7 separate regions of the Homo sapiens genome follow, and all the other regions are linked to region 7. The links are chromatin contacts, found by Hi-C or POLR2A ChIA-PET in ENCODE. All regions are on one chromosome and are shown on one strand. The core of a region is the stretch at or near the end of the contact, and the rest is flanking DNA. Distances in the headings are between cores, read along the strand shown.

Evidence for each region. A loop is a pair of places that touch in the nucleus more often than their neighbours do. ChIA-PET counts read pairs that join two places held with the same protein, here RNA polymerase II (POLR2A). Pooled maps may share reads with other maps.
Region 1: a map of naive thymus-derived CD4-positive, alpha-beta T cell shows a loop between it and region 7 (12-fold over the local background). The contact joins the promoter of CHAF1A here to the promoter of VMAC in region 7. A Hi-C loop is called at or near these places in 1 of 168 maps with a recorded cell type or tissue (naive thymus-derived CD4-positive, alpha-beta T cell), 2 of 37 single-sample maps with no recorded cell type and 5 of 50 pooled maps.
Region 2: a map with no recorded cell type shows a loop between it and region 7 (11-fold over the local background). The contact joins the enhancer-like site here to the promoter of VMAC in region 7. A Hi-C loop is called at or near these places in 1 of 168 maps with a recorded cell type or tissue (naive thymus-derived CD4-positive, alpha-beta T cell), 1 of 37 single-sample maps with no recorded cell type and 7 of 50 pooled maps.
Region 3: a loop to region 7 is called in a pooled map, with 11 times the contacts of the local background. The contact joins the promoter of MCOLN1 here to the promoter of VMAC in region 7. A Hi-C loop is called at or near these places in 2 of 168 maps with a recorded cell type or tissue (CD4-positive, alpha-beta memory T cell and naive thymus-derived CD4-positive, alpha-beta T cell), 2 of 37 single-sample maps with no recorded cell type and 11 of 50 pooled maps. POLR2A ChIA-PET finds 5 or more read pairs at or near these places in 1 of 52 experiments (activated CD4-positive, alpha-beta T cell).
Region 4: a loop to region 7 is called in a pooled map, with 14 times the contacts of the local background. The contact joins the enhancer-like site here to the promoter of VMAC in region 7. A Hi-C loop is called at or near these places in 1 of 37 single-sample maps with no recorded cell type and 5 of 50 pooled maps. POLR2A ChIA-PET finds 5 or more read pairs at or near these places in 1 of 52 experiments (HEK293T).
Region 5: a loop to region 7 is called in a pooled map, with 29 times the contacts of the local background. The contact joins the promoter of XAB2 here to the promoter of VMAC in region 7. A Hi-C loop is called at or near these places in 8 of 50 pooled maps. POLR2A ChIA-PET finds 5 or more read pairs at or near these places in 2 of 52 experiments (CD4-positive, alpha-beta T cell and Caco-2).
Region 6: a loop to region 7 is called in a pooled map, with 19 times the contacts of the local background. The contact joins the promoter of YJU2 here to the promoter of VMAC in region 7. A Hi-C loop is called at or near these places in 1 of 37 single-sample maps with no recorded cell type and 9 of 50 pooled maps. POLR2A ChIA-PET finds 5 or more read pairs at or near these places in 1 of 52 experiments (activated naive CD4-positive, alpha-beta T cell).

The regions. Positions count from the first base shown.
Region 1 is chr19:4,400,759-4,404,421 of GRCh38, reverse strand. It overlaps CHAF1A (chromatin assembly factor 1 subunit A), which reads right to left and starts at 1,782. Exons shown (of 15, transcript NM_005483.3): 1 at 1,608-1,782. The coding sequence starts at 1,659. RefSeq lists enhancers at 629-1,324, 1,325-2,022 and a silencer at 1,535-1,814.
Region 2 is chr19:7,180,885-7,184,525 of GRCh38, reverse strand. INSR (insulin receptor) reads left to right here. Exons shown (of 22, transcript NM_000208.4): 3 at 1-210. Among named protein-coding and RNA genes, the nearest start is that of INSR, 110 kb to the left of the region's middle. Within about 2 kb of position 1,250, at least 26 of the 41 ENCODE cell types and tissues checked have a DNase peak (open chromatin) inside an H3K27ac peak, as active enhancers do.
Region 3 is chr19:7,520,709-7,523,988 of GRCh38, reverse strand. It overlaps MCOLN1 (mucolipin TRP cation channel 1), which reads right to left and starts at 1,365. Exons shown (of 14, transcript NM_020533.3): 1 at 1,208-1,365. The coding sequence starts at 1,238. LOC105372261 (a long non-coding RNA gene) reads left to right here. Exons shown (of 3, transcript XR_936294.3): 2 at 827-1,147. It overlaps ZNF358 (zinc finger protein 358), which reads right to left. Exons shown (of 2, transcript NM_018083.5): 2 at 2,964-3,280. The coding sequence ends at 3,040. RefSeq lists a silencer at 1,202-1,331.
Region 4 is chr19:7,868,219-7,871,469 of GRCh38, reverse strand. PRR36 (proline rich 36) reads left to right here. Exons shown (of 6, transcript NM_001190467.2): 5 at 1-1,755; 6 at 1,926-2,751. The coding sequence ends at 2,437. Among named protein-coding and RNA genes, the nearest start is that of PRR36, 4.5 kb to the left of the region's middle. RefSeq lists enhancers at 1,073-1,367, 1,867-2,628 and a silencer at 1,513-2,452. Within about 2 kb of position 1,814, at least 24 of the 41 ENCODE cell types and tissues checked have a DNase peak (open chromatin) inside an H3K27ac peak, as active enhancers do.
Region 5 is chr19:7,627,141-7,630,794 of GRCh38, reverse strand. It overlaps XAB2 (XPA binding protein 2), which reads left to right and starts at 1,250. Exons shown (of 19, transcript NM_020196.3): 1 at 1,250-1,318; 2 at 2,497-2,645; 3 at 2,944-3,067; 4 at 3,355-3,552. The coding sequence starts at 1,268. It overlaps PET100 (PET100 cytochrome c oxidase chaperone), which reads right to left and starts at 1,002. Exons shown (of 4, transcript NM_001171155.2): 1 at 935-1,002; 2 at 136-222. The coding sequence starts at 961. It also overlaps a transcript of STXBP2 not described here. RefSeq lists enhancers at 909-958, 1,219-1,338.
Region 6 is chr19:4,245,509-4,248,931 of GRCh38, reverse strand. YJU2 (YJU2 splicing factor homolog) reads right to left here and starts at 1,852. Exons shown (of 8, transcript NM_018074.6): 1 at 1,762-1,852. The coding sequence starts at 1,785. RefSeq lists enhancers at 1,693-1,782, 2,123-2,262, 2,021-2,792.
Region 7 is chr19:5,903,622-5,907,319 of GRCh38, reverse strand. It overlaps VMAC (vimentin type intermediate filament associated coiled-coil protein), which reads right to left and starts at 2,448. Exons shown (of 2, transcript NM_001017921.4): 1 at 2,239-2,448. The coding sequence starts at 2,429. NDUFA11 (NADH:ubiquinone oxidoreductase subunit A11) reads left to right here and starts at 3,530. Exons shown (of 4, transcript NM_175614.5): 1 at 3,530-3,698. The coding sequence starts at 3,612. RefSeq lists a silencer at 2,265-2,614 and enhancers at 2,655-2,774, 3,348-3,642, 3,452-3,698.

The DNA.
Region 1 (3,663 bases), core at 533-3,032, 1.5 Mb after region 7:
AATCACAAAAATCTATTTGTGTGGCTTTGAGTCACTAGCTTTGGTGCAAGTGGAACAGAAACAACCTCATTAAAAACAGGACCCACCCTCATTAAAAAATCTTGTATATAAAACGGGACACTCCCAATCCAGAGATCCAAAGATACACACGATTAACACATATGTGTGTATAAAGTTACTAACTGCTCTTTATTCTGCGATTACATCCTTTCTAATTTTATTTGGCACTAAAATATACTTTCCTTTCATGATAGCATGGTCCTAGCGAGTAGCGATTTTTTTTTTTAAAGTTAAATATCCTGGCCAGGCATGGTGGCTCATGCCTGTAATCCCAGCATTTTGGGAGGCCAATGCAGGTGGATTACCTGAGGTCAGAAGTTCGAGACCAGCCTGCCCAACATGGTGAAACCCCGTCTCTACTAAAAAATACAAAAATTAGCCAGGCATGGTGGTGCAGGCCTGTAATCCCAGCTACTTGGGAGGCTGAGGCAGAAGAATCGCTTGAACCAGAGAGGCAGAGGTTGGGCAACAGAGCAAGACTCAGTCTCAAAATAAATAAATAAATAAAGTTAAACATCCTGACTTAAAACATCACAGCTCCACGACAGTACCAACTTTATATTAATTTTATGTCTCCGGGAAATCCCACAGGCTAGAAGGAACTACAGCCATGATTTTCAGCCAAGGCGGAATCTGCCCCATAGGGGACACAGGGCAATGGTATTTCTGGCTGTTACTAAGGCATGGTGAGAGGGGCTGCTACTGGCCTGCAAAAGGCGGAGGCCAGGGATGATGCTTAACACCCTGCAGTGCCGTGCCCAGGACGGCAACAAATATCAACACTGCTGAGGCTGAGAAACTGGACTGGCGTCCATTCTAGCCCTTCATTCGTTCACGTTATTTACTGAGCACCTACTATGTGCCAAAGCGTAATGCCAAGTGCTGCCAAAGCGTTATGTAATGCAGAGTCCAGCAAGGGAGAGGGACAGTCTGGTCTTCCTTGGTTCACCCTCCCACGTTTCAGGAGGCCTGTGGTGGGCTCCAAAGACCCCATTCCAAGGCACACGGAGGAGGAAGTCACGGTGCATATCAGGAAGGAGCAAGAACTCGGGAGTCCCACCCTCCTGGCCATCTCTACCATCTGGGCCTCTTCTTACCCGGGCTTACCCCGACCCTCAGCGGCATCGGTACTGGTCCCCGAGCCCGTGCGACCTTGGGCCTCAGTTTCCCCACCCGCTGCAAGGTCCAACATGGTCAAGGGACACAAACGCATCCAGTAACCTGCAGGGCAAGCCCTTTCGCTTCCCTGGGCCTCAGTTTCCCCTCTCGGCCCCTCCGACCCACCGCCCCAGAGAGTCCTGGAGGGACGAACTGACGCAAAAGCGCCGGAAACAAACAATATGGTCGCGGCTACAACAATAACGTCAACAAGGGTGCCCTTGGGGACGCCAGGCCCTCGCTGGGGATGAGAAGGCCCCAGGGGGTGAACGCCCGGCCCGCAGGACCAGGCTTGGCGCCCGGAGGCCCGTCCGCCTCCCATCGCCGCCTCGGCCCGTCCAGGCCGCGCGCCGCGCCCCCCCTTCCCCTCGGCGCGGGCCCGAACCGACCTGTGGCGGCTCCCCTGGCGCCGGGCGCCCCGCACTCCAGCTCCTCCAGCATCGCCCCGGCGGCAGCTCGACCTCCTCTCAGGCGGCGGAGGCGCGGGCTCCCCTCAGGCGGCCGCTGCTCTTCGCCCTCCCGCCCGCGCCGCTGCTGCCGCCGCGGCCGCCGCGCTCGTATTTGGCGGGAACCGCGGCGACCCCCGCAGTCCGCGCGCCAATTGGGCGAGCCCGGGTCACGTGACGGCCCGCCTCGGGAATTGAGGGGCGCCGGGGGCATCCTCGCGAGATCCGTGACTTCCATTCCTCCCAGGGCTCGCCCATTGACATATCCGCGAGGGACTGGGCTTCCCCTCGGAGGCCTGTCATTGGCTGGGAGGAGCTGCCCTGCGATTGGAGGAAGGAGGTGTCAAGCTCATTGCTCTGCGCTGCGACTGGCTGATCGCGTGGGATAGTCCCTAAGAGGAGGGAGGCCCAGGCTCTTACGTCACCAGAACATTTTACGCAAGGCGCAGATGACAACTTGAAAGTGGGATTTAGATGAGGAACCTGGAGTTTTGAGTTTATCCTAATGGGACATCGGCTAAATATAGCAACAGCAATTAAAATTATAAATTGCTTTCTACAAGAACAATAAAACGAAGTCTGGGGAGCGCTTCGGAAGTATTTGACATTCAGTAAATAACATGTAGAATGAGTGAACGAAATGGACGAAATGGATCGTTTCTGGTTTAATCCTCAGGAAATTGGCACATGCTGTTTTCTCTGCCTAGAACAATCTTTTCGCAGCTCTTTTCCTGGCTAATTTATACTTTTCAGATCTTAGATCGTCACCCCAGGAAGCCTTTTCTTCCCCAACCCTGACAATATCAAGTGCCTACAACACTGTTCTTTTCCTTAAAGCAATTACAGCTGTGTCTATTTATTAGTTTGTTATTTGACTAATGAATTAATTTCTGCCTTTTGTCATTAGTTCTGGCGAGGGTAGGACTCATTCCTCACTGGAACCCCAGGACCTGTTAGTAACTGATCATATTTACCAGGTCAATAAATGTTTGAGTGAATGTATAAATATTTGATTGAACTGTGTAGATCAAGCAGATTAAAAGCCTCACACAAAACAGAGAACTTCAGTGTCAGCCTGTGAGTGTAGAAACAGGTTTTCTTTCTTTCTTTCTTCCTTCCTTCCTTCCTTCCTTCCTTCCTTCCTTCCTTTCTTTCTTTCTTTTTTCTTGAGACGGAGTCCCTAGTAGCTGGGACCACAGGCGCCCGCCACCACGTCCGGCTAATTTTTTCTATTTTTTAGTAGAGACAGGGTTTCACCGTGTTAGCCAGGATGGTCTCAATCTCCTGACCTCGTGATCCGCCCACCTAGGCCTCCCAAAGTGCTGGGATTACAGGCGTGAGCCACCGCCCCTGGCCCTGAATTGCATTCTAGAAGCATCTTTCTGGCTGCCATGACAAGGAAGAATTGGAGGGGAGGACTGGTGGAAAGTATGGTCAAGGCATGAAGACAGACCTAGATGTCTAGATGTGTCACGTGGGCAACTGAATGGATGAACACAGGACAGAGAGAGAGAGGAAGAGAGGTGGCCGGGCACGGTGGCTCATACCTGTGAGACCAGTACTTTGGGAGGCTGGATTTGGTGGGGGGGTTGGGGGTTGGATCACCTGAGGTCAGGAGTTCGAGACCAGCCTGGCCAACATGGCGAAACACTGTCTCTACTAAAAATACAAAAATTAGCCTAGCATGGTGGTGCGCGCCTGTAATCTCAGCTACTTGGGAGGCTGAGGCAGGAGAATCGCTTGAACCCGGGAGGCGGAGGTTGCAGTGAGCCGAGATCACGCCACTGCACTCCAGCCTGGGAGACAAAGCAAGACTCCGTCTCAAAAAAAAAATAAATAAATAAATAAAAATGGGAGGGGGCTGAACACTTAGACGAACTGGATTTAGCTAAGATGAGTAAACAGGAATCTGAAGAATCGTAAGCAGGGGCCCCTTCTACTTCCCAACCTCCCTGGCCAGGTTTAAACTAAGCGCGTTTTCCAAGACGTTAGGGTCACC
Region 2 (3,641 bases), core at 1-2,500, 1.3 Mb before region 7:
CCGCAACTTCTACCTGGACGGCAGGTGTGTGGAGACCTGCCCGCCCCCGTACTACCACTTCCAGGACTGGCGCTGTGTGAACTTCAGCTTCTGCCAGGACCTGCACCACAAATGCAAGAACTCGCGGAGGCAGGGCTGCCACCAGTACGTCATTCACAACAACAAGTGCATCCCTGAGTGTCCCTCCGGGTACACGATGAATTCCAGCAAGTGAGTTCTGGATGTGGGTCTGGGGGGCAGCCGAGAGGAGAAGGAACGTGGGGTTGGTTGTGACGATGCCGCTTGTTAAAACTGTGTGCAAACCCAGGGTTAATTGGCTATGAGTGAGGTCTCTGCTCTCAGATGCTACTTTTGCACCCTGTTTTGGTCCTGGGCTTGGGAGTGGGAGTTGACTACCTTTTTCTCTAAAGGACCAGATAGTATATACTTCTGGCATTGTGCCCACCATTCTTTTTTTTTTTTTTTGAGATGGAGTCTTGCCGCAAGACTCCCAAGCTGGAGTGCAGTGGCACGAACCTGGCTCACTGCAACCTCTGCCTCCTGGGTTCAAGCGATTTTCCTGCCTCAGCCTCCCAAGCAGCTGGGACTGCAGGTGCCTGCCACCATGCCCGGCTAATTTTTGTATTTTTAATAGAGACAGGGTTTCGCCATGTTGGTCAGGCTGGTCTCGAACTCCCAACCTCAGGTGGTCCACCTGCCTTGGCCTCTCAAAGTGCTGTGATTGCAGGTGTGAGCCACCGCACCCAGTCTGGCATTGTGGACCTCAGTTCTAAGCTTTCTGTGGTTGGCTTCAGAACAAGAAAATATAATAAGGACAGAGTCCTTGGTTTTCCCTAAAATCCTCCACGTGGCCTGTCCTCACTGATGTAGCTTCATCATTGTCACATAAAGGATATACCAAGGTCTTTCGTGTCTTCCCTGACCTGTAGCCTGGTGGTGTGCCAAGATTAGCCCAGAACATACTGTCTCCAGGAGGAAGAGACTCGCTTCTGCATTATTCTCAGGGCTTTGCTGTTCTCTGAAGGACAGTATAATCAAACCATTTCCTGCCGTTTGGGTGAGAAATAGCAGGGTTTTCTCTCTTCGACAGAGTCAGATTTCCTACGCACATCGCAGACTTTCTGTTCGTACTGTGAGCTTCTTCCATGAGCTATTTTGGGGCCGTAACTGAGTTGCAAAAATCTGTTTCCTGGTTTTTGTATTGAGGTTTTATGTTTTGTTTTAAAACACACACACACACACACACACACACACACACACACCACAAAACAACACAAAAACAAATCAGAAACAGACACACATCAAGAGGCCTTGAGCTGACCTGCTTACGTAAAGTATCTTCCTCTTCAGACTTGAGAATTAGCCAAGCGAGAGTGTTGGGGTGGGAAATTGTATTTCCCTGGGTGGAGAGGGCGGGAAGGAAAACAAGCTGTAATTTCAGTTCTTATGACTCTTTCTTTGAGTGTTTGTGAAACCTGCAAGTACAATATGTTTTGTTTTGCTCGTTGTTGATAAAAACCTACCAAAAAAACCTTTTGGCTTTATTGACCAAAAGGGTCTATAAATCACCTTTTCATACCAGACAGACTTTTGTTTTAGGTTTTTTTTTTTTTTTTTGGCCAGTGTATTCCCAAGATTGAGGAAATGACCATATTCCTTTTGATTCATTTCTTTCTTTTTAAAATCACAATTGAAATAAAAAAAATGGGTTAATATCTTCTGGCAAGATGTTTGTTTAAAAGACATTGGCCTTAAATAAAAGGCATTTTTCCCTCACCTTAACAATGGCCTGAGAAATATAGCAACCTCCTTTGATTTTCTCACTGATGATGCGGGAGATGCTAAAACAGAAACCCTGAGAAATTGACCGCACATCCTTGGTATCTGGGACCTTTCCTGAACGGAAGAAAACAAAGGAGAGGGGGGTGCATTGTCACCGTATTTTATTGCGTAGGTTTAAAAAAATTAATATTTTTATTTCTGAAGCTTTTAATTAATTAATTTATTTATTTTGAGACAGAGCCTCACTCTGTCACCCAGGCTGGAGTGCAGTGGCATGATCTCAGCTCACTGCAACCTCTGCCTTCCAGGTTCAAGCCATTCTCCTGCCTCAGCCTCCCAAGTAGCTGGGATTACAGGTGTGAGGCAGCAAGCCTGGCCAATTTTTTTTTGTTTGTGCTTTTGTTTTTTTGAGATGGAGTTTCATTCTTGTTGCCCAGACTGAAGTGCAATGGTGCGATCTTGGCTCACTGCAACTCAGCCTCCCGGGTTCAAGTGATTCTCCTGCCTTAGCCTCTAAGTAGCTGGGATTACAGACATCTGTCACCATACCCAGCTAAATTTTTCTTGTATTTTTAGTAGAGACCGGGTTTCATCATGTTGGCCAGGCTGGTCTTGAACTCCTGACCTCAAGTGATCCACCCACCTCGGCCTCCCAAAGTGCTGGGATTACAGGCATGAGCCACCGCACCTGGCCTGAAGCTTTTCTTTTTATCTTATGAAAGACTTAATCGTACTGTGGCATTTTCTAATGTGGTTTGATATCAAATAGGGCCAGATGTTTTCTTCCATTCTGGTGGCTTATCTGGGAAGGAGTTCTTGATGTTTTCAGAGCAGAGTTCTGGGAACCCATGTTAAAAGGCCTTGGCCAGGCACAGTGGCTTATGCCTGTAATCCCAGCACTTTGGGAGGCCGAAGTGGACGGATCATCTGAGGGCAGGAGTTCAAGGTCAGCCTGGCCACCACGGTGAAACCCCGTCTTTACTAAAAATACAAAAACAAAAAAAAAATTAGCTGGGCATGGTGATGCATACCTGTTATCCCAGCTACTCGGGAGGCTGAGGCATGAGAATTGCTTGAACCCAGGAGGCAGAGGTTGCAGTGAGCTGAGATCACGCCATTGCACGTTAGCCCCCAGGCAAGTGTGACAAGAGTGAAACTGCATCTCCAAAAAAAAAAAAAAAAAGGTCTCACCATCTACTGTCGTTCCAAAGTACCTGCTGGGATGTAATAGCACAGTGCTGCTTCCTGAGATGAGAAGGACCAGATATTTGTGATGAATAAATTTTCAATGCGTATGGGGTATCCACTGGGAAGGGGAGAATTACCTAAAATCCTTGATTCTTCTTGGCCTCTCTCACTTCTTCCTATTAAGCTGAGGTCTCAAATTTGTCTACACCTCCATCTATTTCACCATCATGTCTGGTCTGACCCAGTCCCCTTGAACAATCTCTTTGCTCCTGCTTCCATTCTAGTGACACTGGTAAAAAGTGGCCACCTGGGCCAGGCGCGGTGGCTCACGCCTATAACCCCAGCACTTTGGGAGGCCGAGGTGGGTGGATCACCTGAGGTCAGGAGTTCGAGACCAGCCTGACCAACATGGTGAAACCCCATCTCTACTAAAAATACAAAAATTAGCCAGGCGTGGGATTACAGTGGGCGCCTGTAATCCCAGCTACTCGGGAGGCTGAGACAGCAGAATTGCTTGAACCCGGGAGGTGGAGGTCGCAGTGAGCCGAGAGTGTGCCACTGCACTGCAGTCTCGGTGACAGAGTGAGACTCTGTCTCAAAAGAAAAAATAAAAGTGGTCATCTGATCATATGCCATGTCCTTCCCTAAAACCCTCCGGTGGCTTCCCAAGA
Region 3 (3,280 bases), core at 116-2,615, 1.6 Mb before region 7:
TGGGACCCCATCTACCCGGGAGGCTGAGTTGGGAGGATCACTTGAGCCCAGGAGTTCGATGTTACAATGAGCTAGGATTATGCCACTGCACTACAGCCTGGGCAACAAAAAAAAGTTTATTAAAAAAAAAAAAAGTCCACCCTCTCCCTGAGCCTTGAGGTTGAGATCCTGAAGCTGCTCTGAGAATTCAGTGAGACACAGCAGATAAAGACCTCTTCAGCAAACACAAGCTGTTCTAATCACTGTTTATTTTTTTCCAGCCTAATGGTTAGATCTAAGCTTTCAGCAACTGCTGGAGTCAAAACCAGTCACAGTAGCCCAAAACTGTCCCTGTCACACCCCCATGGGGATGTGCTTTCTAGGGCCTGGCCCCGTGCTGCTTTCTAGGGCCTGGCCTCCTGCCTAGCAAAGCAGTCAGGATAAATGTGTGCACTGTCAGAACCTCCCTTGCAGAGAGGGACAAGTTCCCGGCCCCTCCCTTTGCAATGAGATGCTGCTGTGGCTGTTTACGACAAAGCCAGAGGGCAGGGCCCGCTTACAGAGCTGAGATTACAGCTAACCCACCCCAGACCCTACTAGCTGGGACACCGGGACATCTATCAGGTAGGGGTCCCCAGCTAGCTCCAGAAGGGGAAGCTAACACAAGGGGTCTTCCTCCAGCCTCCCCGAGGAGGGGTGGCATCAGAATTGGCTAGAAGCCCGAATTTAAGAAGGCTGCGCTTCCAGCGGTTTGGAAAGCTAAAACTGAGTTAATCGCCTGGGGGCAATCCCTCCAGCTCTCCAGGCTTGAGCTTAGGGAAGCTGAGCATTTGTCCCCTGGAATCAGGAGGGGAAGCCTGGGAGTCTCACGTGCGGGTTGGAGAAGCTGGTGCCCGCTGTCTGAGTTCCAGACGAAGTTGAGCAATCGGAACCTAGGCTCCCAGTGGGAATCCCAGGAACCTCGCCGCCCCAGAGGGAGAAGCTGGCGGCCCGGCGCGATCCCTGCCTGAGTTTGGGAACCCAGCAGAGCCTGGGTTCAGGAGGAAGAATTGGAGAGGCTGGTGCCCACCCGCCGCCCAAGTTCTAGGAGCCGTCTGCCCTTTTCTCCACCGTGAAAAGTCAGCGCTGGAGCTTAGAAAAAAAGAGACTAGGAGCTCCGCCGCCCCAGGTGGGAGACACAGCCCGCCCGCCTGAGTTCGGGGCCCCACGGTGCCGCCCGCGCCCTCACCTGAGCCGCGCGGACCCGCCGGGGCTGTCATGCTGGGGCGGGAGCGCGGGACGCAGGCGGGTACGGCGGGGCAGCCTGGGTCCGATCGCCCGCCGCTGTCACTGCGACCTCGCTCCCTCGCGGCGCGGCTTCAAACCCTCCGGCATCAGCTGATCTGTGCCTCGGTCACGTGACCCGGTAGCCCAGAGCCCCTCACGTGACCGCCTCTGGTCCCGCCCCCTGCGCCACGACAACCCCTGCCGGAACAGCGCGCATGCGTGCCTCTGCCGGCGCCCTCTGGGTCGAAGGCAGTCGCTAGGTCCTAGCGCCGACGCGCTCTGGGTGGCGGGGGATGGGCTGACTCTGAGTTTGGCAACGACGAGCTCTGCCCTGGCTCCCGGCCATGCCCCGAATCCGGTGCCAGGCTTGTGACTTCCATGTCCAGAGCTTGACCCCTTATCCTCCTTGGTGCCTGGTGATGACCCTGCCTACTATCTCAACGCTGTCTTCCTCTTTCTCCCAGAAACTCCTTTTACCCTTCTCCTGCGCATCTTCAGCAAACACGATTTCCTAATTATGTATCAAATAGAACCACTTATCCCCACCCCATGGCCCCCAGCCCAGAGTCTTCCAACATTCCTGGCCTGGATCTTTGCAGCAACCTCCTCCCCGATCTCAGCCTCCCTCCACTCCACTCTCTACCCAGCAGCCACAAGCATCTTCAAAGAATAATTCCTATCCTTCCTGCGAGAACCTGCCCTCGGCTTCCCATTGCTCTGTAATGACAGGCAGAGTCCCCACTCTCGTCTATCAGGGCCCTCTGATCTGGCTCCTACCTCCATCCAAAGCTCATCTTTCTATAGCCCCAGAGCCTTTGCATACTTTTGCCCTGGAGCGTAATGGTTAAGAATTTGGACCCTGGAGGGCAATTGGGATTTAAATCTAGGCACTGACAATGCCACTTCTACATCTTCCAGAGTCCCTTCAACTCCAAGCTGAGCGCAGTGGGCGGTGGCATGCACCGGCAATCCCAGCTACTCGGGAGGCTAAGGTGGGAGGATCGCTTGAGCCCAGGAGGTCGAGGCTGCAGTGAGCTATGATCACACCACTGCACTCCAGCCTGGGCAACAGAGCAAGACTGTCTAAAAAAAAAAAAAAAAATGTGCCTCAATTTTCTCATTTGCAAAATGGGGATATTCAAAGTCATCTACCTACTGGGGCTGTTGAGAGGATTAAATGAGAGAATGCAAAAACTATCGCATAAGGCTGGGCAAACAGTACTGATTATTAAATTAGTGATTATTGGGATTACAAAATCCTTCATTGAGAAAGCTGCCTGCCATTTATATCAGAAGTCTTGTTATGCTTCTCCTAGAATGTACTATACCCCGTAATTATTTTTTAAGTATTCTGAATTTAGTATCTATGAGCTCCATGCAGGTCGAGGCCATATTTATCTTGTTCCCTGCTGAGACCCCAGCAATCCAGAGATGTTTGTTGATTGCATAAATGAGCAACTTTTTTTGTCCACTTGTATACCTACTGTATGGGCTTTGAAGAGCAAGGGGTAAGTGAGAGGAACAGAGAGTGGTGACTAGTGGGATGGACCAGGATGAGACACTGTGGGTTAAGCTGGAAAGTCTAGCTGGTGGGCCCAAGAAGGAAGCCAGGACACTGGAGCTCCAGATTGTGGCTGGCCCTGGCCACAATGTCCCATCTCCGGAGCAAGGGGCTGTGCTCAGAAAGAAAGCACAAAAGGCAAGCCACGACACAGAGCCCGGAGGCAGTGGGAGGATTTTACTGACTGCACAACACACAACTTCCCCAGGCCCCCGAGGATGCCGGCGTCTCCTTCAGCCATCAGGCCCCAGCAGTGCCCCTTGCTCCTGTACCCACTCTGGACTCTCGCCGGTAGGGAGGGCTGGGCTGACAGTGCCACGAGTGGGAGAACAGGGGTCAGGGCAGGACACAGGGTTGGGATCAGGGCTGGGCACAGGATCAGGGTCTGGGCTGGGCACAGGATCAAGGTCTGGGCTGGGCACAAGGTCGGGACCAGCGTCGTGCCCAGCCTTTGGGTCAGAAGATTCCACAGGA
Region 4 (3,251 bases), core at 565-3,064, 2.0 Mb before region 7:
ATTCTCTGACCTCACCGTCTCTGCAGGCACCTCCCTCTCCTCTGGCTTTGTCCTCTCTGCAGGCCACAACTTCTTTGGGCTCACCCACTCTGCAGGCCACACATTCTTTCCTGACAATGTCCCCTAGGCAAACCCAAGCTTCTTTGATCTCACCTTCTCGGCCGGCCTCTACTCCCCCTGATTCACCCCCTCTGCAGGCCCCTCTTTCCCTTCCTGCCTCACCCCCTCTGCAGACTTCTCTCTCTCCTGCTGTCTCACCCCTAAGCTCACCCCTGACCATACACCCTCTGCAGGCGCTATCTTCTCTGGCCTCCCACTCTCCTCAGGCACCTCTCTCTTCCCTGATCATGCCCCCTCTGGAGACCCAATCTTCCCTAGCCCCACCCTCTCTGCAGACACCTCCTGCTTCCCTGACCACACCCCCTCTGGAGAACCTACCTTCTCTAGCCCCGCCTCCTCTGCAGACAGCTTCTGCTCCCCTGACCACACCCCCTCTGGAGAACCTACCTTCTCTAGCCCCGCCTCCTCTGCAGACAGCTTCTGCTCCCCTGACCACACCCCATCTGGAGACTCCACCTTGTCCAGCCCCATGCCCTCTGCAAGCACCACCTTCGCCATTGACCACGCCCCCTCCGGAGACGCCCTCTTCCATAGCCACGCCTCCTCCACAGGCCCCACCTGCTCTGGCCTCACCCCCTTTGCAGGGCCTGCCCTCTCCCCCTCTGTCTCCTTTGGCCACGCCCCCTCCACAGGCCCCACCTGCCCTGGCCTTGCCTCCTCTGCAGGCCCCTCCCTCTCCCCCTGCCTCACCCCCTCTGTCTCCTTTGGCCACACCCTCTCCACAGGCCCCAAATGCTCTGGCAGTGCACCTTCTGCAGGCCCCTTTCTCTCCCCCTCCCTCACCCCCAGTGCAGGCCCCTTTCTCTCCCCCTGCCTCACCCCCAGTGTCTCCTTCGGCCACGCCCCCTTCACAGGCCCCACCCTCTCTAGCCGCACCTCCTCTGCAGGTCCCACCCTCTCCCCCTGCCTCTCCCCCAATGTCTCCTTCAGCCACGCCCCCTCCACAGGCCCCACCCCCTCTCGCTGCGCCTCCTCTGCAGGTCCCACCCTCTCCCCCTGCCTCTCCCCCAATGTCTCCTTCGGCCACGCCCCCTCCACGGGTCCCACCCCTTCTTGCCGCTCCTCCTCTGCAGGTCCCGCCCTCTCCCCCTGCCTCACTCCCAATGTCTCCTTTGGCTAAGCCCCCTCCACAGGCCCCACCTGCTCTGGCCACACCTCCTCTGCAGGCCCTTCCCTCTCCGCCTGCCTCATTCCCTGGGCAGGCCCCTTTCTCACCCTCTGCCTCACTCCCAATGTCTCCTTTGGCCACGCCTCCTCCACAGGCCCCACCTGTTCTGGCAGCGCCCCTTCTGCAGGTCCCTCCCTCTCCCCCTGCCTCACCCACCCTGCAGGCCCCACGCCGCCCCCCGACCCCGGGTCCGGATACCTCCGTCTCGGGCCCACGGCTGACCCTGGCGTTGGCCCCCGGCCCGCCGCCGCCGCCCTCGCGCAGCCCGTCCAGCACGCTGAGCGGCCCAGACCTGGCCGGCCACAGCAGCAGCGCCACGAGCACGCCAGAGGAGCTGCGTGGCTACGACAGCGGGCCCGAGGGCGGTGCCGCAGCCTCCCCGCCCCCCGACGCAGAGCTCGCCGCTTGCCACCCGGCTGCCTGGAGTCGAGGCCCCGCTCCGCCGCTGGCTTTCCGCGGAGCCCCAGGTAAGGGGCACCCCAGACCCGGCCTGGCTGTGGGCGGGGTCGGAGGCGAGGCTTCGCAGCTCAGGGGCGGGACAGCTGGGTCCGGGGCGGAGCTTAGACAAGGAGGCGGGACCTTGAGGCAGGGGCGGGGCTTATCACCCCCACGGCCCACCTGGCGTCTCTCCCCGCAGGTGCGCCCCTGCCGTGGCCTCCCGCTACCGGACCGGGCTCTGCTGACGGTCTGTGCACCATCTACGAGACTGAAGGGCCCGAGTCGGCGACCCCCGCCCCTGGCGCACTGGATCCGGGGCCCAGTCCCGGCACGAGCGGTGGGAAGGCGGCGGCTGGGGCCGGGGCCGGGGCGTCCTCGCGGAGCCCGAAGCAGGCGCGCCTGGGCGAGCTGCCACTGGGGGCGCTGCAGGCGAGCGTCGTGCAGCACCTGCTGAGCCGGACGCTGCTGCTGGCGGCTGCCGAGGGTGCCGCGGGCGGCAGCGGCGGGGGCCCAGGAGGTGCGGAGGGTGGTGGCGTCACAGGGGGCGCCCGGGCTGCACTCAGCGACGCCGAACTCGGCCGCTGGGCCGAACTACTGTCTCCCCTGGACGAGTCCCGTGCCAGCATCACCTCGGTCACCAGCTTCTCTCCGGACGACGTGGCCTCCCCGCAGGGTGACTGGACCGTGGTGGAGGTGGAGACCTTCCACTGAGCCAGACCACAGCCCCGCCTGCTACACCCCACCCCTGCCTTAGGATCCGCCCCTCCGGGTACGCCGTTTGTTTTAGACCCCGCCTCCACTGCCCTGGAGCCCCGCTGGGTGGATTAGTCTTAGCTCCCTAGAGCCTGAGCCTTTGGCCTCGGAGGCTCGGGACCTACCCACAGCTTTGACCTAGGCCCGCCCCTCGAGCTCCGCCCCTTTGGCCTAGGACACGCCCCGTTTCCCCGAGTCCCGCCCCGTGTGCAGTGTATTGCCCACCCCGCACAGCCTGAGTTTGCAATAAAACTGGGACACTGGGACTTGCACACCTTCGCTGTCACAGAGAGGACTGGGGCTGGGGGCCTCCAGCAGGCTGAGCGGCGCGGGGGGCCAGGCCAGATAAGGCCTTGCTGGCGGCTGTGCTCGAACCGGTTGGAGCTCTGGATAAAGTGCGGTTTTCCTCTTCTGGGAGAGAAGGGGCAGGCCAGGTGGGGCTAGGGCGGGGCCATGCCGAGTCCCGGCCATCTGGTGCCGCGCACCCATCCACGTGTGTGAACTTGGGCTTCTTGGTATCCGACTTCTGGTGGAAACGTTCGGTGCAGGAGGGGCCTGGCAGGGGCTGTGCGCCCGAGTGGATGAGTCAGTGCGTGGCCGAGGTGAAGGAGCGACTGGAACCCTTTTCTATTCTATTCTAATTCTTTTTTTTTTTTTTTTTTTTTTTTTGACGGAGTCTCCCTTTGTCGCCAGGCTGGAGTGCAATGGCGCGATCTCGGCTCACTGCAACCTTCACCTCCCGGGTTCAAGCGATTCTCCTGCCTCAGCCTCC
Region 5 (3,654 bases), core at 1-2,500, 1.7 Mb before region 7:
GAGCCAAAGGCCTCCAGAGCCCCACATCAGGGCAGGGTCGGCTTATGGGAGGCAGACATTAGTCCCCAGCAGACTGCTGCCCCACACCCTCTCCCACCCCTGGAATGAACCCTCAAACACTCCTCTTATGCCCACCTTGCGCTGTATGACATCGTCCTCAAACCACTCGGCCTGATTGGAAACCCAGAACATAGCCACAGGGAAAGTGAGGTAGATTATCATCTGGAATGGCAGAGGGTGGGTGAGGTGAGCTCCCCCCAAGCAATGTGCAGAGGCTCCTCAGAGCCTGGGGGACCCATCCTACTGCAGAGTCCAGAAGCGCCTCGTTACGGCCGACCCAAGAATCCCAGAACTCCCACCAAGGGTACAGAAACCTCGCACCCTAAAACCTAACTCCTATAATCCAGGAGGCCTCATTCCTGAAAGTTCCCTCTGAGCTGGAGTCTTCCTCTCAAACACAGACAGACACACAGACGCCCCAGCTACAATCAAAAGCATCTCCTCGAGACCTCATTACCCATCCCCACTTAAGATCCCGGGAGCACCCCCAAACCCAGGAGGCGTCACTCTTCAACTCCACTTCTCGAAGTCTAGGAATCTCCCTGTCATAGACACCCACCCACCACGAGCCCGAGAGCTCCCCCAGGATCTTAAGTCTTCCTTCTTTAGAGCCCCCTTCTCAGCTCACCCCTCTCTGAGGTCCTTCCTCGGACCAGCCCTCTCACAGCCCCCAAACCCAGAAGCCCAAATCCGAGAACCCCCCCAGCCCAGCGTCCCCTCTCCTGGATTTCCAACCAGAAAGGTTCCTCTCAAATCTTAAGAGCTTTCTCCTTGGAGCTCCCTCTTCCTTTGAAGTCCCCCCATTTCCAACCTCATCTTCAGATCCAGGAAGATCCCCTGCCCAGCCTCCCAACCCACTCCTGTGTCCACTGACCCGAAATATCTCCAGCTTCACCCCCATCTCGTTTCTCCCGGTCAACAAAGCCAGTTCCGCCCAAAGCCGACCCTCCAGCAAGACAGAAGCTCACTGGTGTTTTGCACGCTCCATTGCTGAAGCTGATTGGCCAATGTGTATCCTGATGGCGCATCTTCTGGCGCCTCTATTCTGCTTCCGGTCGCTGGCGTCGTCGAAAAGAAGTCAATAACGTGGGCCTGTCCGTCAAAAATGATTTAACCAATAGAAAACGGGTCTGGCTCGGAGGGGCGGGCCGTCAGTGGTAGACGTCATAAGCGCGCGACTCTCTCCTGTACCTGGGCATCCAGAAAAATGGTGGTGATGGCGCGACTCTCGCGGCCCGAGCGGCCGGACCTTGTCTTCGTGAGTCCACAGAGGAGCCGGGGGTGGCCTGCGTTGGGGCATTGGGACCTGGACGCCGCAGGGGATCGAGGCTGGGTCGGCAAGGAGATTTAGGCCGAAACTGCCAGGCCAAGGTCTGGGAACCCTAATGGGCCAGAGACCGGATCGTCATGTCCGCACCGAACTGTCCAGGAGTAAAAATATGGTGTTGTATCTTCGGGTCTGAGTAGAAAACCACTGTCGAAGGGAAGCGTCTAGCCTCCCGAACCAGGGGCGGAAATGGGGGCGTGCAGGGAATGGGAGAGGAGGAAGATCGCATAACTGAACCTTGAGAGGTGAAGATCGGTGTCTGAAGTAAAGGCTTGCTTACGAGGCCAGGGTTCTGGTTTCTGGGATGAAGGCTTGGTTTTCTGGATAGCGGTCTCTAGGCCTGGACTGCAGCATGACAGTTTCTGGGGTGGTGGCCAGGCTAGAAGAACCCTGGTGATGTGGAGCTTGTCAGGCGATGGCCAGTGAAATACTTACTCTCTGGAGTAGAGGCGTGACATCTTCACCAGATTCTTGGTGTGCAGAGTTAAAGGCTTGGCTTCTGGTGTATAACTCCTCCTGTGAGATAAAGGCCTAGCTTTTAATTTCTGGGGCAGAGTTGAGCTAGACGCTGGCTAGTGGGATCCTGGGGGCGGGGCTAGTGGCTTGGAATCTGGACCTGAGAGCCCTGGTGGCTGGGGTAAAGATCTGGTCATCTGGGCCTGGGGTGGAGATGGGTCAGATGGTGACAGTGGGAGTCTGAGGGGCCAAAGGCCTGGTGTCTGGGAAGAGGCACGTTTTGAAGAAGTGGGGTCTGGTGTCCAGGACTGGCATCTGGGCCAGGGCCTTGGTATCTAAGGAGTCTGACCATCTGGGGCAGAAAGCGAGTGGTGATGCGGACTCATTCCTGGCCCAGAGCCCTAATGACTGAGAAGTCTGATGATTTGGGTTCGATTTTGGGTAGTTGAATTCTGAGGGGTAAAGGTCTGGGCCACTGTCTTGGTGTCGGGCATCTGGTTTGGTGCCTGGGCATCTGGTGACCTGACTTCCTTGGTGGGTGGTGGGATCTAGGTAAAAGTCCGGAGTTTGGACCTGAGCCCCAGCAGTGGGATGGTGCTGCACACAGGCTCTGAGGGTAGGCCTCTCTTCTTCCCATTCCCTGGCCCTGGCAGGAGGAAGAGGACCTCCCCTATGAGGAGGAAATCATGCGGAACCAATTCTCTGTCAAATGCTGGCTTCGCTACATCGAGTTCAAACAGGGCGCCCCGAAGCCCAGGCTCAATCAGCTATACGAGCGGGCACTCAAGCTGCTGCCCTGCAGGTGGGAATGGCTCCAGCTGCCCTGCCCACCAGCCCCCACCCCACCTGGTCCAGTTATAACAAAACTGCCAAGTGGGTCCCGGGTCCCGGGTGATTGCTTCGTGTTTCATCACTGACCTGTACATCCCTTGATGGGTCAGCACACCTTCTCTGATGTCCCAGTCTGTCCCTGTCATTGCTGAGACATGTCACCCCTCCCACACCCCTTCTTCCCACATTTGCCAACTGGGGCAGGGCAAATGGTTCTGGGGGTGTCCATAAAGCTGACCGATCAGCATCTGTCCCCTCCTATTCCCCAGCTACAAACTCTGGTACCGATACCTGAAGGCGCGTCGGGCACAGGTGAAGCATCGCTGTGTGACCGACCCTGCCTATGAAGATGTCAACAACTGTCATGAGAGGGCCTTTGTGTTCATGCACAAGGTTTGGGGCTCGGCGAGGGGATGAATCGGGAAGTGGAGCTCAGTCCATGGTGGTGGGTGGGGCGGGGACAGGGGCTGGGCTCAGCATGTTAGGGATGGGGGCTTGGATTCCTGTTGCTTCTTTGCATGGGAAGTTGGGCTGGACTCAGTCCTGGAGCTGGGGGTTTCTGGGTCCCGCCGCATTTATGTGGTGGCCCCAGGTGTGGCTCAGCCACAGGACATCGAGTGTCTGTGGCCAGGCCATGGAGTCCGTGGCTTAGCCCCAGCCGCCTCTCCCCACACCCCCAGATGCCTCGTCTGTGGCTAGATTACTGCCAGTTCCTCATGGACCAGGGGCGCGTCACACACACCCGCCGCACCTTCGACCGTGCCCTCCGGGCACTGCCCATCACGCAGCACTCTCGAATTTGGCCCCTGTATCTGCGCTTCCTGCGCTCACACCCACTGCCTGAGACAGCTGTGCGAGGCTATCGGCGCTTCCTCAAGGTGAGCCTAGCAGGTGCGCTGGTTCCCCAGGTTAGTTTCCAGAAACGGCCTCACTGTGACACTAGCTCCGCGTAGGATGTCACCCAGCAGACGGGATGTGGG
Region 6 (3,423 bases), core at 603-3,102, 1.7 Mb after region 7:
TGTTTTTGTTCTGAGACGGAGTTTTGCTCTTGTTGCCCAGGCTGGAGTCCAGTGGCGCGATCTTGGCTCACTGCAACCTCCGCCTCCTGGGTTCAAGCGATTCTCCTGCCTCAGCCTCTACAGTAGCTGGGATTACAGGCGCCCACCACCACTCCCCGCTAATTTTTGTATTTTTAGTAGAGATGGGGTTTCACCATGTTGGCCAGGCTAGTCTCGAACTCCTGACCTCAGGTGATCCACCTGCCTTGGCCTCCCAAAGAGCTGGTATTACACACGTGAGCCATCATGCCCTGCCCTTTGTAGAGGTTAAGCTTTGCTTAGCACTTCTGTTGTTCAGGCAGGAGACCGAGTTCCCCGAGGAGTCCCAACTCCCCAGCAATTCTGTAGAGGGTAAACCAGGACTCTGTTAGCTCAGCCTCCCAATCACGATACTACATCCGTTTCCTACAGAGTCATCTCCCTGGATCTGAATCCTGAGGAGCTGAAACCTGCAGGGCTCAGTTTACTCCTCTGTGAAATGCGCACACTGTCCTCTGTCTCCAAGAGTCTTTGCACGCATTCCTTGAGGCAAGGGGGATAAAGTGCTCTTTGCAGTGTCTGGCACCCAGTAGGTGCTCCAAACACAAAGTGCTTTATTTTCCAGTGGTGCAGTGGAGGTATCTGTCATAATCCATACTCACACTCCCTTTGTATCCCAGGGCTCCTGTTTCCCAGGAGTTCCTACAGCAAGCCTGAGACTGCTCTCCTAGAAAGACCTGCGTGGGGCCGGGCGCGGTGGCTCACGCCTGTAATTCCAGCACTTTGGGAGTATGAGGTGGGTGGAATGCCTGAGATCAAGAGTTCAAAACCACCCTGGGCAACATGGTGAAATCTCATCTCTACTAAAATACAAAAAAAATTAACCAGGCATGGTGGCGGGCGCCTGCAGTCCCAGCTACTCAGGAGGCTGAGGCAGGAGAATCGCTTGAACCCAGGAGGCAGAAGCTGCAGTGAGCCAAGAACGTGCCACTGCACTCCAGCCTGGGAAGCAAGCGCAAAACTCCATCTCAAAAAACCAAAAAACAGAAGTGTGCCAACAGTATAGTTTATACTGAACCTCTGCTTTTCTTCTGGGAGTCTGGAATCTTGGCCACTGTCAGGCAGAGGTTATCTGCATGACCAGACCCCAGTAAAATCTTGGCCACTGTAAGGCAGAGGTTATCTGCATGACCAGACCCCAGTAAAAAAAACAAAACACACACACACACACACACACACACACACACACACACACACACACACACACACACACACACACACACACACACACACACACACACACACACACACACACACACACACACACACACGCGCCACCCCACCCCACCCCACCCAAAGTACACGATTGGTTACAGTCCCCAAGTGGGGCGGGGCTTCTCAGAGCCACGCCCCTCAAGAAGAGGGCAAAACACGGCCGCCAGCATTTAAGGAAGCCCCGCCCCCAGAAAAAAAACCCTATCTGGTGGTGATTGGGTAAAAGCCCAAGCCACGCCCCGCAGGTGACTAACTACACCCCAGCCCAGAAGGGAGACTTAGCGAAGGCCCACCCCCCCGACGGAAGGCGATGGGGAGGAGTCTAGGGAGGAGTCTGGGAAGCCCCATCTCGCGGAAGGCCGCTGGGAAAGAAGGGTTCCAAAGAAGAGATCTCAGGAAGCTCCTCCCTCTCCCGGAGTTCCGGGATGTCCTGCTCCGATTGAAAAGCCCCAGTCGCCCAACACTTACGTTTAATACTTTTCGCTCCGACATCTTTGCCTTCTGATCACCTCGCAAGCACCTGAGAAATGGTTAGGCTGGGTAATTATCGAGCTTTTCCGACGGAAGCCTTACTTCCGCAAACGTCACTTCCTTCGGCCGCTATTATTGGCTGCAGCATACACAGCAGACCTCTTTCATTGGTTCCAATCCCCGCCTATCAAGCTGGAAGTCCCAGCGTCTTCCCTCCGGAGTTGCAACCTGAGTAGCGCGAAATAAGGATTCCGGGAGCCATGTGGAATTGGAGAATTTTGTATAGTGCGCTGCGCCCCCTAGAAGCGGGCAGCGGCTCGTTAAAATTTTGTAACGTGACCTCTTGTTCTTCATTCTTTTATTCAGCAAATATGTATTATGCGCCTGCCTTGTATTCTGGGCTCTGGGAATCCACACATCGTTCCTGGGCCCGCAACTCTCACATGGGGTTGGGGCCACACATAGGGTGACTTAAGAGGACCCTGGACGACTCTTGAGTCACAGACATTGACTTAAAGATCAGGCTCCAAACCAACTTCCTAAACATACGCAGTGTCTCCCAAATGTCCCTCCATTGCCCACCTGTGCCTTCCCCTTAACGAGGACTTCCCATCCCATTCCTTCCCCAGCCTCCTTCCCCAGCCTCCTCCCCACCTTTCATGGACGTTTCCTCTGTGTCAGATTGTTCCAGGAAAGGGGTCCGGATCCAGACCCCAGGAGAGGGTTCTTGGATCTCGTGCAAGAAGGAATTCAGGGCGAGTCCACAGTGCAAAGCAAAAACAAGTTTATTTAGAAAGTAGATGAATAAAAGAATGGCTACTTCACAGACAAAGCAGCCCCAAGGGCTGGTGGTTGCCCATGTTTATGGTGATTTATTGATGATATGCTAAACAAGGGGTGGATTATTCATACCTCCCTTTTTTAGACCATATAGGGTAACTTCTTGATGTTGCTGTGGCAATTGTTTGTTTATTTATTTATCTTTTGAGGAGTCTTGCTCTGTTGCCCAGGCTGACGGGCAGTGGTGCGATCTTGGCTCACTGCAACCTCTGCCTCCAGTGGTGCGATCTTGGCTCACTGCAACCTCCACCTCAGGATTCAAGTGATTCTCCTGTCTCAACCTCCCGAGTAGCTGGGATTACAGGCACGCACCACCACACCTGCCTAATTTTTGTAGTTTTAGTAGAGATGGGGTTTCACCATTTTGGCCAGGCAGGTCTCGAACTCCTGACCTCAGGTGATCTGCTCGCCTCTGCCTCCCAAAGTGCTGGGATTACAGGCATGAGCCACTGCACCTGGCCAAAAATCAACTCCATCTTAAAATTAACAAGGCACATTCGCTGCCAGTCACGAGCCAGGGTCATAAGATGTTTACAATTGAGAAAACGTCTTACAAATGCCTAGGAGGACACACTACTACAACAATGGAAGGTCCAGATGTCCTGATATTGCATAGCAATGTATGCTTTTAAGATCGTTATAGTCGCCAGGCGCGGTGGCTCATGCCTGTAATCCCAGCACTTTGGGAGGCCAAGGAGGGTGGATCACCTGAGGTCAGGAGTTCGAGACCAGCCTGGTCACCATGGCCACCATGGTGGAACCCCATCTCTACTAAAAATACAAAAATTAGCCGGGCGTGGTGGCGGGAACCTGTAATCC
Region 7 (3,698 bases), core at 1,199-3,698:
TATTTAGAGATGGAGCTTTTTGGAGGTGATTAGGGTTAGATGAGGTTGTCAGGGTGGGGGTCTCTATGATGGGATTAGTGTGCTTATATGAAGAGATACAAAAGAACTCCCTGGCTCTCTCTGCCCTGTGAGGACACAGAGAGAAGCCAGAAATCTGCAAGCCCGGAAGAGGGCCCTCCCATAACCTGACCATGCTGGCACCCTGCTCTCGGACGTCCAGCCTCCAGAACGCTGAGAAACAAACCTCTTGTTTAAGCCACTTAATTTATGGCATTTTGTTTTTTTGTTTGTTTGAGACAGAGTCTCTCTCTGTTGCCCAGGCTGGAGTGCAGTGGCACAATTTCGGCTCACTGCAACTTCCGCCTCCTGGGTTCAAGCGATTCTCGTGCCTCAACCTCCCGAGTAGCTGGGACTACAGGCGTGTGCCACCACACCCAGCTAATTTTTTTGTATTTTTAGTAGAGACAGGGTTTCGCCATGTTGGCCAGGCTGGTCTCGAACTCCTGACCTCAGGTGATCTGCCTGCCTCAGCCTTCCAAAGTGCTGGGATTACAGGCGTGAGCCACCACCCAGCCAGTTTATGGCATTTTCTTATGAGAACCCTCATTTCGTCCCCTCACTCTTCCTGCAGTTCGTTCCTTTCCATTATCTTTTCCCACCTATTCTTAGTAGGCTCTTCCTCTGGGAAGCCTTCACTCTGAGATCCCTCAGAGCCCCATATGCCCCTCCATCATGGCCGCTGGCCACCAATGATGTAACTGCCCAGTGACATGTCTGTCTCTCCACTGGACTGTGGATACCCAATGGGCAAGGCTAAGTCTTACTGATGTGCTCCAGTACTCAGCAGAATGCCTGACACACAGTAGGTGCTCAATGAAGACGAATGAATGAGTGCCTGGCACAGAGCAGGTGCTCGGTAAAAATGAATATGTCCAATTAGCTCTGAAGTAATAGTTCCCACCTGGGACCCAGCTCCTCCCACCTCCCTGGGTGCCTGTCTCATCTCTTTCATCCTCAGCTGTCAGAGGGACTCTTCAACAATGCTGATATGGGCCAGCATGGTGGCTCGTGCCTATAATCCCAGCACTTCGGGAGGCTGAGGCAGGAGGATCACTTGAGCCCAGGAGTTCAAGGCCAGCCTAGGCAACATAGTCTGACCCCATTTCTAAAGGATTTTTTTTTTTAAATCAGCCAGGTGTGCTGTCGCACGCCTGTAATCCCAGCTACTTGAGAGGCTGAGGAGGGAGGGTGAGACTGCAGTGAGTCGAGATCGCACCACTGCATTCCAGCCTGGGCAACAGAGCAAGACCCTCTCTCAAAAATAATAGATAGGCATGGTGGCTTAGCCTGTAATCCCAGCACTTTGGAAGGGTGAGGTGGGAGGACTGCTTGAGCCCAGGAGTTCAAGACCAAACTGGGCAACAGGGCAAAACTGTCTCTACAAAAAAATACAAAAAATAAGCCATGCGTGGTGGTGGACGCCTGTAGTCCCAGCTGCTTGGGAGACTGAGGTGGGAGAATCACCTGAGCTCCGGAGGTCGAGGTGCACTCCAGCCTGGGCATAGGAGTGAGGCCCTGCCTCAAAAATAATAAATTTAGGCCGGGTGCGGTGGCTCACCCCTGTAATCCCAGCACTTTTAGGAGGCTGAGGCGGGCGGATCACCTGAGGTCAGGAGTTAGAGACCAGCCTGCACAACGTGACGAAAACCAGTCTCTACTAGAAATACAAAAAATCGACCGGGCGTGGTGGCGGGCGCCTGTAATCCCAGCTACACGGGAGGCTGAGGCAGGAGAATCGCTTGAATCTGGGAGGTGGAGGTTGCAGTGAGCTGAGATCACGCCACTGCACTCCAGCCTAGGCGACAAGAGCGAAACTCCGTCTCAAAAAAATAATAATAAATTTTAAAAGTTAAAATGCTGATATGATCCCCTCCTCCCCTGCTGAAGAGCCTGCTATGGCTCCCAATGCCTACGCTGGGCGGTCTGTGGTCCCTGCGTCGCTCAGCACCTGTGGGAAAGTGGGCCTGTTTGAAGTTAGAGGTCCACACCTGTGTCACTTCTCGCAACTTTACATACTGATTACTAATTCGAGTTTTTTGGTGTTTTTATCAATCCGATACTCAGTCTAGCGTCTATACAAGTGCACACGGTTCCCCCTGCCCTTCCTCGCTTTCCAGCCTCGGCTCTGCCTCCGCCTACCGCCTCGGTGAAGTCCACCTGGCCGGCCCCGGGCCTCACCGGTCCTTGGCGCGACCCAGTTCGTCTAGGGCGGCGCGCAGCTGCTGGTCGTGGAGGGCCAGGCGCTCGGCTTGGGCGTGCACCGTGCGCTCCGCCGCGTCCAGCCGCGCCTCCAGCTCCGCTGCGCGCCGGTGCACGGCTGCCAGGTGTGCGTTTGCCTCCCGGATCTGCAGGGCCGGCGGCGCCGACATGGCCCAGGCTGCTGTACAGGCCCGGCCACGCCCCCAGGCGGCCCGGAACTGGCACAGGCCCCGCCCCCGGGAGGGCCCCGCCCCACTAGACCTCGGCGCGATTGGTCGCTGACCCCGCTAGACCCCACCCCAGAGGGCTGGGTCGTGCTCTCCTCAAACCCAAACACTACCACCGGTTCCGGGATCATGAAACTCCGCCCCTGAGTTTGGGCTCACTCTAGGATTGGACAAGATCTTGACAGCCACGCCCCCAGGCTGGCCACATCCTTTGGCGGCTCGCGCAACTCAGGCTCTGGAAACAAGATTGGTCACACCTTCGATACTGTCCCCTCCCTACTTGGAAGCTAACACCAGGATTGGCCCGGACTCCGCGAAACAGCAAGCCTGACCACGCCCCCCGAACCTGTGGCCTGTCAGGGGTAGATCCAGGCACGGCCTCGCCCCTTCATCCCTTATACAGTCTCAGATTGGTCAAGTCCCTTTTAGGTTATGCCTCCAATTCTAGCCACGCCCCCAAGTCAAGCGCCTGTGTACTTCATCCGGCCTAGGGCGTGGGACAGCCGCGGGGTGAACAGAGGCCACGTCCCGCTGAGCTTCTCGTATTGTCATTGGTCACTTTCCCGATAATCCCCGCCCCTGATCCTGTCCACGGCCCAAAACAGTAGCACGCTGCTCAGACTCCAGCTTGGTGACTGACCACAGGGCATGACCACTCGCTATGCAGATTCTGACACTGGGTGTGGCCACATCCCCGCCATGCCCCGCCCCCCAGTCATTGTTTCGTCATGTCTTGCTCCTATCAACTGGAGTCCCGCCCGTCCCAGTCTGAGCCCGGCCCCTCCCCTAGTAGATAGTCCCCGCCTCTAGTAGTCCCTAACCTAGGACTCCCTGAGCTGGGACTAGCGAAATCTGTCTGCACTGATCGCAGTCGTCCTCAGTTTCACCCTCTAGGAATCGGCCTGGGGATGCACGTGCTACTCTCTTCCTCCAGGCCGGTCCCCGGCGCGTGCGCGCGATCCATGTCCATGTCCGCGCCTATCAATAAAGTTGCTCACTTGTTGCCGGCCCGCTAGCCCGAAAGGTTGCGCGCGCAGCCCGAGAAGTCTCGCGATAGCCAGCCGCGGCTGCCCTTGCGCTTCCCGAGCTGGCGGGGTCCGTGGTGCGGGATCGAGATTGCGGGCTATGGCGCCGAAGGTTTTTCGTCAGTACTGGGATATCCCCGATGGCACCGATTGCCACCGCAAAGCCTACAGCACCACCAGTATTGCC